Regions from separate parts of the Homo sapiens genome. Here region 2 is linked to region 1. Evidence: read pairs that join two places in POLR2A ChIA-PET (ENCODE). Cell type or tissue: A673. All regions are shown on one strand. Links, peaks and the distances in the headings refer to the core of each region. The heading gives the core; the rest is flanking DNA.

Region 1 (7,636 bases), core at 2,839-5,338:
GAGAGAGGGGTAAATCCCCAGAGGTGAGGTTTTCAACGGGGTGTGGTAGCTCACGCCTGTAATCCCGGCATTTTGGGAGACTGAGGTGGGCGGATCACCTGAGACCAGCCTGGCCAACATGGTGAAGCACTGTCTCTACTACAAAATACAAAAATTAGCCAGATGCGGTGGTGGGCACCTGTAATCCCAGCTACTTGGGAGGCTGAGGCAGGAGAATCGCTTGAGCCTGGGAGGTGGGGGTTGCAGTGAGCCAAGATCATGCCACTGCACTCCAGCCTGGGCGACAGAGTGAAAATCTATTTAAAAAAAAAAAGAAAGAAAAAGAAAATTGATGTTTTCAAGCTGAAAAGAAGAAAAGGTTAATAGGCAGGTGAAACCATGCCTCTGTATTGTGAGATACATATCCCCCATAGTATTGACTGGTAAGAATATTTATAGCCTATTTACTCTAAAGCCCATGTATTATTATTATTCCAAACCCATTGATTATTATTATTCCAAAACATATCTATTTTTAACTGTTTAAGCACATTATTGGAACATGCACTGAGAGCTTGATGGTCTTTGATTCTTCAAGGCAAATCAACTTTCTACCACGTCATCGGAATAAAACAGAAATTAAACAGTTGAAAGGGCCTCTACTCCCCCAAGACCTCTGGTGTCCACCCCCATCTAATATTCTTATGTATTCATAGGCGATGTTAAATAAATGGCAAGAATCTCCTATTTCTTTTTTACATAAGAAGAAAGACTGCATAGCTATGAAAAATACACTCTGTCACCAGAGCCACGCAAGAGATCTTTAGAGGAATAAATAGCCGCAGTCTCATAGCAACATTCAGATGAACAATGCTGAGAGCTGAAAGATGTTCTTCGGTTAGAAATTCATGCCTACAAAAGAATACCATCCACGAAGTTCCTCACTGTTAATTACAGATAGTAAAGCCAGTCCACAGGCAATGGAAATGAGGGTCCATCATGCAGCCGGCTTCTTGGGAAGGACTGACCAATATCCTCAGAAAGCTAAAATGAATGAATATGCTTTTTTTTTTTTTTTTTTTTTTTTATTGATCATTCTTGGGTGTTTCTCGCAGAGGGGGATTTGGCAGGGTCATAGGACAATAGTGGAGGGAAGGTCAGCAGATAAAACAAGTGAACAAAGGTCTCTGGTTTTCCTAGGCAGAGGACCCTGCGGCGTTCCGCAGTGTTTGTGTCCCTGGGTACTTGAGATTAGGGAGTGGTGATGACTCTTAACGAGCATGCTGCCTTCAAGCATCTGTTTAACAAAGCACATCTTGCACCGCCCTTAATCCATTTAACCCTGAGTGAACACAGCACATGTTTCAGATAGCACAGGGTTGGGGGTAAGGTCACAGATCAACAGGATCGCAAGGCAGAAGAATTTTTCTTAGTACAGAACAAGATGAAAAGTCTCCCATGTCTACTTCCTTCTACACAGACACGGCAACCATCCGATTTCTCAATCTTCTCCCCACCTTTCCCCCCCTTTCCATTCCACAAAACCGCCATTATCATCATGGCCTTTTTTTTTTTTTTTTTTTGAGACAAGGTCTCTCTCTGACCCCCAGGCTGGAGTGCAGTGGCACGATCTCGGCCCACTGCAACCTCCACCTCCTAGGTTTCAGCAATTCTCCTGCCTCAGCCTCCCAAGTAGCTAGGATTACAAGTGCCTGCCACCACGTCTGGCTAATTTTTGTTTTTTTAGTAGAGACGGGTTTCACCATGTTGGCCAGGTTGGTCTCGAACTCCTGACCTCAGGCGATGCGCCCATGTTGGCCTCCCAAAGTGCTGGGATTACAGGCATGAGCCACTGCACCCAGCCAAATCTGCATATTATAGAGAGGTCTCAGTAACCAGACCCGTAACCTCACAGAGGCTTCTTAAGTGTTTTCTTTTATATTCTGTGCCCTGGTCACACCTACAAATAACAAATAATAATGATAACAGCACAAGGGAAACGAGGATGGTTTCCCTCTCCTACTTGCTACAGACCTACCTCCACAAATAGAGCTGATACATTCGTGGAGCCTATTTGAAGGCTTACTTCTCTGCTTAAAAACTCTTCCATAAAGTAAAATATCGACTTTTGTACTCTCTGGGGGATCTGGCATCCATGGCCCAAGTAGTTAGTAAATGCACATTTTTTCTTTTTTTCTTTTTCTTTTCTTTTTTTTGAGACAGAGTTTCGCTCTTGTTGCCCAGGCTGGAGTGCAATGGTGCTGTCTCTGCTCACTGCAACCCTGCCTCCCAGGTTCAAATGAGTCTCCTGCCTCAGCCTCTCAAGTAGCTGGGGATTACAGGTGCCCACCACCATGCCCGACTCATTTTTGTATTTTTAGTAGAGACAGGGTTTCACTTCGTTGGTCAGGCTGTTCTCAAACTCCTGACTTCAGGTGATCCACCCACCTCGGCCTCCCAAAGAGCTGGGATTACAGTGTGAGCCATCAAGTCCGGACTATCCTCATATGTTTTAATAAGAAGCTAATGTTTTCCCCCAGATTCTGGAGACACAGTGACCCTCTAGGAAGCGGTGGCAGGTATACAGCCATGGTTACCTGACTGAGACAGCTCAGGACAGAGCAATGGAACTGGAGTCCCCTCCTGGCTTTGTCATCTTGTTCCAGAGTGGGCTAGCCCAGGAACCTGACTTCACTGCACCTCAGTTTCCCCATTTAGACAATTAAGTGGCAGATTTCTGTTCACTCCTAATGCAGCTCTAAAAGCCTGCCTTTCTAGTTATCTTCTAGGGGTAGAAAAGAGAGTCAGAAGAGGCCGGGCACAGTGACTCATGTCTGTAATCCCAGCACTTTGGGAGGCTGAGGTGGGCTGATCACTTGAGGTCAGGAATTTGAGACCAGCCTGACCAGCATGGTAAAACCCCATCTCTACTAAAAATGCAAAAAAAAAAAAAAAAAAAATTAGCCGGGTGCGTGCCTGTAATCCCAGCTACTTGGGAGGCTGAGGCAGGAGACTCACTTGAACCCAGGAGGCGGAGGTTGCAGTAAGCTGAGATTGCATCACTGCACTCCAGCCTGGGCAACAAAGCAAGTCTCCATCCTAAAAAAAAAAAAAAAAGGAGAGGTGGGGAGGGGGAGTCAATATAAATGAACAGAAAGCCACCTCTCCCACTTTAAATATATCCGGGCCCTCTCAAAAAAAACCTCACATTTGAAACTTTCCTTTAGGTTCCCCATCTCTGGCCCATGGACTTTGGGGGAGCAGGTCCAGGAAATAAGTCCTTTAATTGGAAGCCAGAAGTATAAGAAAAATGGATCCAGGAGTTTATCCTTTAAATACCAAATCCTTGATTGGGCCTCCTTCCACCAACTGTTCTTTCTTTATCTGAACAAAACAGCAGTGGTCGGTACCAAAAGGCACCGTCCACCGTGCTGGTCTATTTCTGTCCTGCATTGTCATTCTAAATGCTGAGACGATGGCTTATCAGGACCTTGGAGAGATCAACGCTATCCTGAGAGATTGAATTAAGGTATTGGTAAATGCCTGCCAAGATTGAATTAAGATTGGTAAATACCTTGGTAGGCTAGAACAATGGATGAAATCTAACAATTGAAATTTAATCGGAAAAAAAAAGAAATTTAATCAGGATAAATGTACATTCTGGTCCACAGAATACCAAGTGCATAAAAATAACTGATACTATGGAAAGAGGTTGTTGGTCTAGAATGTTCAGGTTACTACAATCTCAATCTGTGCCAATAGGATGACTTAGTGCCCCTACTCAACTCAAACGTAGCATAGTGTGGGCTTTGATGAACAAAGCTGATCCAAGCAAGAGAAGAAAAATCCCCCCGTCCTTTGCTCAGGCCACATCTATGTCATTAGCATGACTTGAGTGTCAGGAAGGAAAGCCAGATAGACTCCAGTCAGGTGAGCGGTGGCCCTGCTGGATGGAGAGACCATGAAAAGAATACAAAATTCAGCCAGGGCCTGAAAAGGTGAATGAAGACAGCAGCAACCTTAATGCAGAATCTCAGCCACCAAAATCAGGTGCTAAAATTAAAAGGGGTTGAGAAAGAATCACACAGGAATGTGAAAGAGTTGATGGGATGGAAGTGCCAGATGGCAGGACATTAAGGTATCTTAAAAGAGCTAAAAGAAAGGCAATCAAGGCCGGGCATGGTGGCTCACGCCTGTAATCCCAGCACTTTGGGAGGCCGAGGTGGGTGGATCACCTGAGGTCAGGAGTTCAAGACCAGCCTGGCCAACATGGTGAAACCCCATCTCTACTAAAAATACAAAAATTAGCTGGGGGTGGTGGCAGGCGACTGTCATCCCAGCTACTCAGGAGGCTGAGGCAGGAGAATTGCTTGAACCCAGGAGGCGGAGGTTGCAGTGAGCTGAGATTGCGCCATTGCACTCCAGCATGGGACTCTGTCTCAGAAAAAAAAAAAGAGAGAAATAGACTTTCTGAAGAGAAGAGAGAAATAGACTTTCTGAAGAGTTCATCTGAAGAGCTATCCTGCAGGTGACAATGTGGTGAGGCTGTGATGATAATGTCCCATGAGGACCATGGAAGAAAATGAGCTTGCTGAGCTGGGGAAGAGATGGAGGTGAGATCTTCAAATCTGGGGAAGACATGTTCAAATGTGTGAAGGGCTGTAACATCAGAAGGACTTCCAAATAAACATGGCAGATTGAACACATATATACATATACATATATATCTATACGTAGATAGAGAAATGGAATATGTTGATAAATAATATTGGTCTTTTAAGAGATTTCAGTATTGGAAGTTTGATTTATTAGATTTTGAAGAGTTGTTTAAGCACCTGGGGAGGTTTTGCTTTTTAAGTTGGAAAATCAAGCCTAACAACTCTGTAGTAGACATAAAGTATAATGATCAAAGACCGTGGGAGACAAGGCAACAGCAGACAGGATGTATCAACAAAATGTCTGAAAATGGTAAGTTCTGACTGGGTGCAGTGGTGCACGCTTATAATCCCAGCACTTTGGGAGGCCAAGGTGGGAGGATCACTTGAGCTCAAGAGTTCAAGACCAGCCTGGGCAGTATGGCAAAACCCCATCTCTCAAAAAAAAAAAAAAAAAAAAAAAAAAAAGCCAGATATGGTGGTGCATGCCTGTGGTCCCAGCTACTTGGGAGGCTGAAGTGGGAGCATTGCGTCACCCTGGGAGGTCTCAGTGAGCCAAGATCACACCACTGCACTCCAGTATGGGCAACAGAGGAAGACCCTGTCAAAAAAAAAAAAAAAAGTAAAGTAAAGAAAAGAAAAGCAACAAGGAAGGGGAAGCGAAGGGGAGGGGAAGGGGAGGGGAAGAGGAGGGAAGGGGAGGGAAGGGAAGGTTAGGTTCTGATGGTGAAGGGAAGGTTCTGATGGTTACTTCACCAAGCAAGAGAAGCTCTGGTTGCTGAAGAAGTTCCTACAGAGGGGGATCCTGCTATGGTCTGAATGTTTGTTTCCCTCCCAAATTCATATGTTGAAATCCTAACCCCATGGTGATGGCATTATTTAATAGAAGGTGGGGGCCAGGCGTGGTGACTCACGCCTGCAATCCCAGCACTTTGGGAGGTCTAGGAGGGCGGATCACAAGGTCAGGAGATCAAGACCATCCTGGCTAACATGGTGAAACCCCGTCTCTACTAAAAATACAAAAAATTAGCCGGGCATGGTGGTGGGTGCCTGTAGTCCCAACTACTTGGGAGGCTGAGGCAGGAGAATGGTGGGAACCTGGGAAGCGGAGCTTGCAGTGAGCCAAGATGGGGCCACAGCACTCCAGCCTGGGCGACAGAGCGAGACTCCGTCTCAAAAAATAAATAAATAAAATAAAAGAGAAAAAATAGAAGGTGGGGCCTTTTGGGAGAAGTAGTCAGAATCAAAATGGACTCACTAATGTTAAAAAAAAAACTAAACAAACAAACCAACAAACAAAACCCCTGGCACATAGAGCCGGGGAAGACCATGAAGAGAGGATTCTCTTGCTTATACGCCTAGTAACAAAACTATCACAAAGACTGCAAAACTCACAACCTAGCACAATGGCCATGATAACCTCACACAAAAGAATACTTTTGTGACTGGGCACGGTGGCTCACCTGTAATCTCAGCATTTTGGGAGGCCAAGGCAGGAAGGATTGCTTGAGCCCAGGAGTTTGAGACCAGCCTGGGCAACATAGGGTGACTCCGTCTCTACAAAAAACACAAAAACAAAAAACTTTTGCAAGGACATCTACTCAGCAACTACGTCCAACCTTGTACTGGCATCACCTTTGTTACTGATCTTTGCAGCCAAGAATAATTATTTCAAAACAATTATGTAATCTTCTTCACTTTTTCCTTTAAAAACCTTTGTTTTCTTTTACCTCCCTGAATACGTACCTAGTTTACTATGGCATGCATATGCCCATTGTAATGCTCTTTTCCCAAGTAAACATCATTTTCTTTTGGAGAGCCTCTGTTTATTTAGGTTGACAGTCATAAGAGTGGGGCCCTTATGAATGGGACTAGTGCCCTATAAAACTGATTTATGGGCCAGGCATGGTGGCTCACGCCTGTAATCTCAGCACTTTGGGAGGCCGAGGCGGGTGGATTACCTGAGGTCAGGAGTTCAACATAGTGAAACCCCCAACATAGTGAAACCCCCATCTCTACTAAAAATACAAAAATTAGCCGGGCGTGGTGGCATACCCTTGTAATCCCAGCTACTCGGGAGGCTGAGGCAGGAGAATTGCTTGAGCCCACGAGGCAGAGGTTGCAGTGAGCCGAGATCGTGACACTGCACTCCAGCCTGGCCGACAGAGCGAGACTCAGTCTCAAAAAAAAAAAACCAAAAACTGATTTATGGTAACAGAAATATGAATGGGCTGGGCATGGTGGCTCATGACTGTAATGCCAACATTTTAGGAGTCCAAAGTGGGAGCATCACTAGTGCCCAGGAGTCTGAGATCAGCGTGGGCGACATCCCTATAAAAATAAAAATAAAACATCTCTACAACATCTCTACAAAAATAAAAATAAAAAATTGGCCAGGGGTGGTGGTGCATGCCTGTAATCCCAGCTAGTTGAGAGGCAGAGGTGGGAAGATTGCACCAGGAGGTTGAGGCCACAGTGAGTCTTGATCACACCACTGCATTCCAGCTTGGGCAGCAGAACGAGAGCGTGACACACACACATACACACACACACACACACACAGAAGTCAGAATGATGGTTGGCCTTGGGGATGGAGGTGATTGCTGGATGAAAAGGCACAGCATGCAGTGGGGGAGCTTCTAGGATGATGGCAATGTCCTAAAATTTGATTTGGTCAGCAGTTACACAAGTGTGGACATATGTAAACGTAGCAAACTAGACATTTAATATTAGCGCACTCTATGTAAGTTACAGCGCAACAAAAAAGCAATTAAAACTCTTGCGTGTGGGGAAAGATGACCCAGGATACAGAAAACCTAGGCTGCAACTCAAGAAGTCCTGGGGGGTAGTTATTGTGCAGACAGCCTGAGGAGCAACCATTCTGCCCCCCCTCCCCCCACAGCAGGAGGATGGGGCGAGAAAAACTAGGTACCAATAATAAAGCAGGTGTAGTTGGCCATATGGAAAATAGTGTTCAGATGAGTTTTGTAATTCAGTTGGAG
Region 2 (7,636 bases), core at 3,343-5,842, 430 kb before region 1:
CAGTACGTAAGTGGCAGAGCTGGGATTTGAACCAGGCAATCTGGTTTCAAAGCCTATGGATCTTAACCACTCCCCAAGCAAGAAGTCGATAAATCAGGAGACATAAAAGTTAGCTGCATTTCACCCAAGGTACAAGCCTCATTAATTATCAGACTCCCAGTTCAGTAAACTATCTACTTTGCAATGTTGCAAAGATGATTTTACAAGCTAAGGTTCTTCCTGTTAAAAATGGACACTGAGTCAACTTTCTAGATTAAGAAAGATACCCATACTTAAATAAAAGTTTCTCCCTCTCCAGCTTCTCCAAAGGCAAAAAGATACCACTCCCCTTTAAGAATAACGAGATTAGCCCTAAAATAGGCCTCAATGGGAGATCCCAGTCTCCACATCTACCAGGGATGAATCAGGTGTAGACCATAAAGGTTGCACACGTTTTGTCATCCATTTGAAACGTAGGATTCCAGGATTCTAAAATTCCAACTCTTCCAGTTACACAAACAGTTCTCCAAAGCAAGGGCTGCTGTAAAAACCCATGAGACCAGTAGTTTTCCAACTTGGCTGCTTATGAGAATCACTGGGGAGCTTTTCAACCTCCCGATGCCCATGCACACCAGAGATCAATTTCATCAGAATCTCTGGGGTGGGATATGCAGATATCAATATGTTTTAAAGCTCTCTGTGTAATTGCTCTAGAGGCTATGTAGTAGCACAAAATTTAATTCACTAATATTTGTTCCAAAGCACCACTCAATGAATGTTTGATGGAAATTTTCTTACTTTTTTTTTTTTTGAGACGGAGTCTCGCTCTGTCACCCAGGCTGGAGTGCAGTGGTGCGATCTCAGCTCACAGCAAGCTCCACCTTCCGGGTTCACGCCATTCTCCTGCCTCAGCCTCCCGAGCAGCTGGGACTACAGGCGCCCGCCACCACGCCCGGCTATTTTTTTGTATTTTTAGGAGAGACGGGATTTCAACATGTTGGCCAGGATGGTCTCAATCTGACCTTGTGATCCACCCGCCTTGGCCTCCCAAAGTGCTGGGATTACAGGCGTGAGCCACCGCGCCCGGCCCCGGAAATTTTCTTGAAGCTAGTGGCTGTCCTTCTCACGCTTCTCTCTCTGCTTCTATTGTCTAATTCAACTCTAGGCACAAAGCATTTCCAGTAAATACCGGTGCAAATAAAGAATAACTTCTTCTATCATCCACCTACCTAGCAAGAACATGAGAATACCCTCCCAAAAACAATCGTTGGTGCACAGAGCTAAAAGTCAAGGCTGCTGTTTTGTGTAGGTCAGAAAAGCTAAAATCAAGTGTATGCCATGGAGGAGTTTTAAACACAGAGGAAGGCAGCCAACACTGAAGAGCCTTTCCCTCATTAGCATATCCAAAAGGGAAGGAAGTCTGGAATAAAGATGAGGCAAGGACAGGGAAAATCAGAACCTAAGAAGGATGCATTAGCTGCAGTGGCATGACAGGACAGAGGAGAGCCAGGACCCACATCCACATAATTATTATTCTAATTCTCTTACAATTACCACAGCTTATTCATTGCTAGCACTAACCCTGGTCTTATATGCCAGAAGGTGTCAGTCACCTGTCAGTGGCACTATTCAATGTTTTCTGTGGAAATGCATGTTTCTGACACTGAGTAACCCCACAAACAATTTTCCCTTAGGTGACTGACTGGAAAAATTGACCAAAATGGGCTCAGCTCTATGGTATGTAAATTATATCTCAACAAGGCTGTTAGAAAAGAAAAACTGTGTTTTTCATCAAAGCTTGTTTCAGTAGAAATAAACTAAACAATTTTATTTAGTTAGCTAGAATTTCACTAACTCAAAATCATCATTAAATATACAGTCAAGTAGGGCTTTGTCTTAAAAATTACAAAGGAACAAATACATCCATTTTAGCAAAAAATCTTCATGTGTCTTTTAGATGATCCAGTGATAACTGTAATAGAAAACTCATTATAACACAGTCATAATGAGAAAGAAAGCAAACCCTTGCCAAAATGAAAATCCATGGACAGACAGTGATAACAGCTGACAACTAACTGTGCCCTGTCCCTGTCTTATCCCAAACTCTCCTTGGTTGCTTTGATTTGGTACCTGGCAAAGGCACCTAACACAACAAATGTATAATTGGCACCTCGCTTTATACCATCCTTTTCTAAAGCTTCCAACAGTAACCACAGCTGTCTGTTTTTCACAGAATTAATAGGAAAGCTACTGCTCATAGCAAATATATTCTTCACTGCAGTCTATTACAGTGAGTCCTCACTTAACATGGTTTATAGGTTCTTGGAAACTGACTTTAAGCTAAACGGCATAAAGAAACCATTTTTACTGTAGGCTAATTGATACAAACAAGTTAAGTTCCTACAGCACATTTCTGGTCAAAGAAAAAATCACCACGCTTCTAAATAAAGACCAAAAGACTTCTAATATTAAACACTGAAATAAATGTAAGCCAGATATCCATTTAAGTAAGATAAATAAAAACAAGTTAAGAGAACTATTTACCCAGCTTTTGGTGAACTGGTGAGTGACGGTGGTCATAGCGGTAGTGTGTTAAGTCAAGCAATAAATGTTTGCAAAGCAAAAATTGTTAAGGGGCACCTCCTACCATCATGCAGTTCAAAAACTAGCAAGAACAACTTTGGCAGGATCTCTGAATACTTTTGTACTGCATAGTTTCCTGCTATGCATTTGTATGATTGTATACTTTACAAGTTTTTATTTTATAATGATTTGTATTCACTTATTCACTCATTTTCCAACCCACTTATTCCAGCTCAGGATCATGGGTGACTGGAGCCTATCTTGACAGCTCAGGGTGCAAGGCAGAAACCAACCCTGAATAGAATGCCATTCCATCACAGGGTGCACACACATACACACTCACTCAGGGACCACTGAGACATGCCAATTCATCCCATGTGCGCGTTTTTGGGCTGTGAGAGCAAACCCGAGTACCCAGAGAAAACCCACGAAGACCTGGATTTAACATGCAAATTCCACGCAGACAGTGGTCCTGGCTAGAAATCAATTTTTTTCACATAAACGTTATGATGAAATGATGTTGAACAAAACGTTATCTGAGGAACTGCCACAGAGGCAGAGCACACCTTTTATCATTTAGGCAAACTGTGTGAAATCGTGATTCACGAAAGGCAAACATGGGGATCTGACACATATCAAAGGCAGGAAATTCCAAAAGACAAAGGAACCTAACACATTCCTTTGTGCTTCCAATTCACACCTCACTACCTCTGGGTTTTCATTCCATCTGTTCTACCATAAATACTTTGAGAATTCCATTTTTAAGAGTGTGAACAGGGTTTCTGACTTGGTCTATGTAAGTTTACCACGCCTGAGGTTTGGCATCCTTAGTTTGAAGCAGGCCTGTGGGGTGAGCTCAGGTTAGTAGGATGCAGGCTAGGGCTTCAGTCCTCTAAATTCAGCTGTCTCCTAGGCCCAACCTCACCCTCAGACAGCCAGAGATAAGTTCTGGCTTATATTAGGAAACACCTTTAGCATCTCAGGGGACAGCTAAAATTCCCTTGGGTCCTCTTTGGACATTTCACAGCCTTAAGTATCCCTTCCTTATTAGGTACGACCTAGGCCTAGGATAGACTTAGCTGAGTGGTCTCTCAAGTTGAGCAAGGGGCAAAGCAGTTTCCCCACCGGCAACCCTACTCAATGAATCAAGGCACCAACCCTCAGGTGTAGCACAAGGAACTGAGTCCAGATGGATGTAATCTCTTTACTGTCAACTGCACGTTATTTGAATAAAGAATAAAAAGGTACCATATGCATCATTACAAGTTATAATGCACATACATGTTGTTAAGCGGTGTTATATACAAGCCTCTTAAAATTTGCTTGGAAACAAATTAAAAGGATGTCATCAAGTTTGAAAATTCTGTTTTATTAAAATAACACCCCCCCAAATTTTTTTTGGAAGGAATTATGAAATGCAGGTTTTCTTTAGAATACCTCTAAGCTAGAGATTTTTCCATACTGTGGGGCTCAGCTTTTAAATCCCCCTCCCTCTTTACTGTGGCCAAACTTCTTTACATCAAAATCCATCAGGCCCTTCTCCACGCAGCTTAGCCATGATGTGGAATATAGGAGGAGTTGGGTTCAAGGCTTTGCCCCGCTCCACCACTGAGTGTTACAGATGGCATCCTAGTCATTCCCACACCAAGCGCTGTAGCCACAAGTGCCAAGAAAGGTCGCCTCAATGGGAGCTTCTCAACACGCTCCCAAAAGCCAAGTATCCTGGATGTGGGACAAGCAGCTTAGGACTCCAGCAAGGGGAAGGCAGACCAGGTTTCTCCAGTGGGGAAAGTAAAAACCTCTCCCCTACTTGAGGACTGTAATCAGTCACCCTGGAAACCAAAAAAGTACTTACAGGCATTTTGAGAGTTTAAAACTGTTAAAGGGTAGCAGAGCTTTTCCACTGTCAGGACTAAGAATTATCCAACCAACATACAGACAAGGAGAGGACAATGGCAAGAGGAAATGGGCCACTTTACTGAGACCAGCGTGATGCTCAATGTTTATAATGCTGCTTTCCTCCTGTGGAAGATGAAAAGAAAGTACAAAAAGAGGGGGTAGACTTTTAAGTACACACTATCAACTCAAGCCACCCAGCTGTTTAAGCTCTTCCTGTTATGCAACCACCAAAGGCAATTTCTAACTCTAGATGAGTTCACAGTTCTAAAACTGTTCTTTGAGTCTGACCGATTTAACACATCCCACAGATTTAAAAGGGGCCAGAGTGGCCTAAAATCTTATAGCCTTTACTTAAGCTTTTTTTGGGGACAATGCGCTCCATAATTTCAGAGACACTATGTACAATGGTAATCCCTACAGTTCTCGATCACCTTTTCAGTTTCCTCTTGAACAAACTTCAAAGAAGAAATATCCAAGAAGGAAGAAGGCTTATTTGAGCAAATCAGGTGTACGCACTGTAGAAGTTTAAGTTTGATTAAATGACACAACATCTAATAGTCGACAGACTGAGCTATTAATAATAAACTATTAAAAGGTTGAATCTGATTTTGCTAAATTATTTCTTGCCATTACCCCACTACACTTCCTCATTGGAGAGTGAATATTTACTGTAGGAATAGACCTGTTCAAATAGGTCAGTTGCTGTCAAACCAGTAACACGTCCCCTGAGCCAACCCTTCTATATCTATCTCCTTCTCAAGGAAGCAGAAATAAAGTCAAAAACACCTCAAGCCTTATAAAAGGAAACAAGTTGAACATCCTATTTCCAGACCTCCCTGCCGATCACTCGGACAGCCCGTTCTGAGGGGGGATGGGAGATTCTCACCATGCACGTAACACAAAACACAATCAAAATCTCAATAACCAAAACAAAGGCAAAAAATGCAACTGACCATTAATTAAACAAAAAAATGCAGATTACATCTTTCTGCCATTTAAGTATAAAAGAGTAGAAAAATGTAAAGATGCTAGGCAAATTCAACTCCATACCAACTCTGAACCTCCCCACGTCCCCCACCAAAAGCCACAATACAGACTTTATGAACAAGGGTATCCAGAGGGTAAAAGGACAGAATACGGGGAAATGGGAAAGGTGTAATCACTGTCATTCGGATTGAAAAACAACTGAGCTAGAAAGTCATAACACAATCAAACCTAGCAAGATAGGATTCAAACAGCAAAGGCGCTCACCAGATGAAGTGTTCGATACATAGAGTCACCGGACTTGTCATTGTTTTCAATCCTGGGCTTGCGCTTTATTTTCCACAGTGCAGACATCATCAGGAATGTATTCTCATGGTAATTAATTCTACCACCTGACGTGTTCAGCACGGAGACAGAAGTTTCTTAAAATATTCCCAGAGCACCAAACGCCTCCTAGCTCTGAAGAGAGCATCCTCTCATATGGACGTCCCATGCTGGTTTTCCCATGAAAATCTACGGCCACGTCTCAACGCAGCAAGGACAGCGACGGTGAGACCCCGGAGCTGCACTCGCTTCCCACCAGTGCCCTCTGGGAAGCTGTCAAAGGCTAAACTGTGGACCAGAACTCAGGCTTTGATTTCACCTGGCTAAACAACAAAAGTTCCAGAAAGGGAGAGCTGAAACTGGCAAGAAAACAAAGCACAAAATGCCTCCCCGGGATGTAAGCGTCTCTGCCCTGCAGCCTGAGATCAGCTGATTGGCCAGCATCCTGCACTGCTCAGGAATATTAAACCTGCCCGGCTCCGACAACTTTCAAGGTATTCCACACTGAGTCAAGAGCAGGCAACTAAGAAAAGTTGTGTGTGTGTGTGTGTGTGTGTGTGTGTGTGTGTGTGTGTGTTTAACAGTTGATAATTTCACATTTTTCCACTCATGCTTTGTTATAAAAGCAGACATTTCTGAGACAAAAACAATATGGATGAGAAAGAAAAAGTCATTCCTAATGGAAATGTCCTGAAAATTATTCTAATACATTTGCTAAATGGAAAACACAATCACAGCTGCCAGGCGGCCTGGAATGCATGACACATGACCGCACTGCCCTGAAGCTAATTAGCATTCATCTCCAGAAACAAGAGTTTTCAATGAGAAGCAGAGAAAAAAGTAGCCAGTGATGATGAGGCTTTTTGAGGTTGTCACCCACAGTCACAGGAGAGAGGAGGCGGCTCAGAAAGAGAAAGGCTGCTAGACTGTCCCTGCAGTGTGACATTCCCCTGCCCCTCCCCAGCGGCTGTGACATTCCAGTACCACCACGCTCAACAACAAGCATACAATTATTTACTTGCTCAACTCTAAAAGGCCACACATAGCAAAAACTGCTATTCAGTACAAGTGCAAAACATACAGAACTCCAACATGCTTTTTCTTTATGCTGACCGATATCATGTAAAACAGTCCATTTAGAAAGAAACCAAGAATATTACACAAAATCAACAGCTCTAACATATTCAGCTGGAATAAAAAGTGATTATTTGTTTCTGTTTATTTAGTTATTTACACATTTACATCTCTACACTCAGCCTCGTGCATTCAGACAAGGCTAAATCATGCTTCCGAGTTTAGACAGCTAACGATTGAAAAATTAATTTTCAGCTTATTCTCAAGAAAAGCTTCACACTTATATAGGAGACGCATCAAAAAATATTTAGCCTTGATCAAGAAACTTCAGGTGTTTTCTTGCTCTTACTTTAAATCATAAAAAGAGACACACAGAAACATTAAGCATTAGGAAAAAATTTAAGTGGTTTATGGCTGTATATATAAATGGCCTACAGCACCACTAATAAATTAATTCCTTCTTTTTATGAAACCCAGTATTTAAAACCAGATGTTAACAATCTGGACACAAGGTAGTTTTAACATAGCCACTAACAAGACAAGACCTGGAGCCAAACCAGGTTTGCATCCTGGTTTTGTCATCACAGAGCTGTGTGACCTTCAGCAAGTCGCTTAACCTCTCTGTTCCAGTGCCCTCATCTATAAAATAGGGCAGATAATAGTATCTCCCTCAAGAGTGTTGTGAGGCTAAGATGAGTTAATATGGAACAGTGCCTAATATATACAAGACCTTAAATAAGTATTACTTCTCATTTACTATTAATAACACACAGTAGAACCCAGCCACCAAGAA

Evidence for each region. ChIA-PET counts read pairs that join two places held together with the same protein. Peaks named below come from ENCODE experiments on the same cell type or tissue, not always from the same donor. Only the 100,000 strongest peaks of a DNase experiment are listed, where the experiment ranks them.
Region 2: POLR2A ChIA-PET joins it to region 1 with 11 read pairs; 4 of 35 experiments call an interaction of 5 or more read pairs at or near these places.

What each region holds. Positions count from the first base shown.
Region 1 is chr21:31,582,857-31,590,492 of GRCh38, forward strand. It overlaps LOC107985488 (a long non-coding RNA gene), which reads right to left. Exons shown (of 3, transcript XR_001755005.1): 3 at 6,153-6,191. Among named protein-coding and RNA genes, the nearest start is that of TIAM1-AS1, 27 kb to the left of the region's middle. RefSeq lists enhancers at 545-1,329, 1,330-2,114 and a silencer at 3,347-3,547. In A673, for the core only: no CTCF peak of the experiment used is centred there; no DNase peak of the experiment used is centred there.
Region 2 is chr21:31,154,733-31,162,368 of GRCh38, forward strand. All of the region lies in intron 16 of TIAM1 (TIAM Rac1 associated GEF 1), which reads right to left. Among named protein-coding and RNA genes, the nearest start is that of KRTAP19-8, 120 kb to the left of the region's middle. RefSeq lists an enhancer at 3,942-4,471. In A673, for the core only: no CTCF peak of the experiment used is centred there; a DNase peak (open chromatin) is centred at 4,549.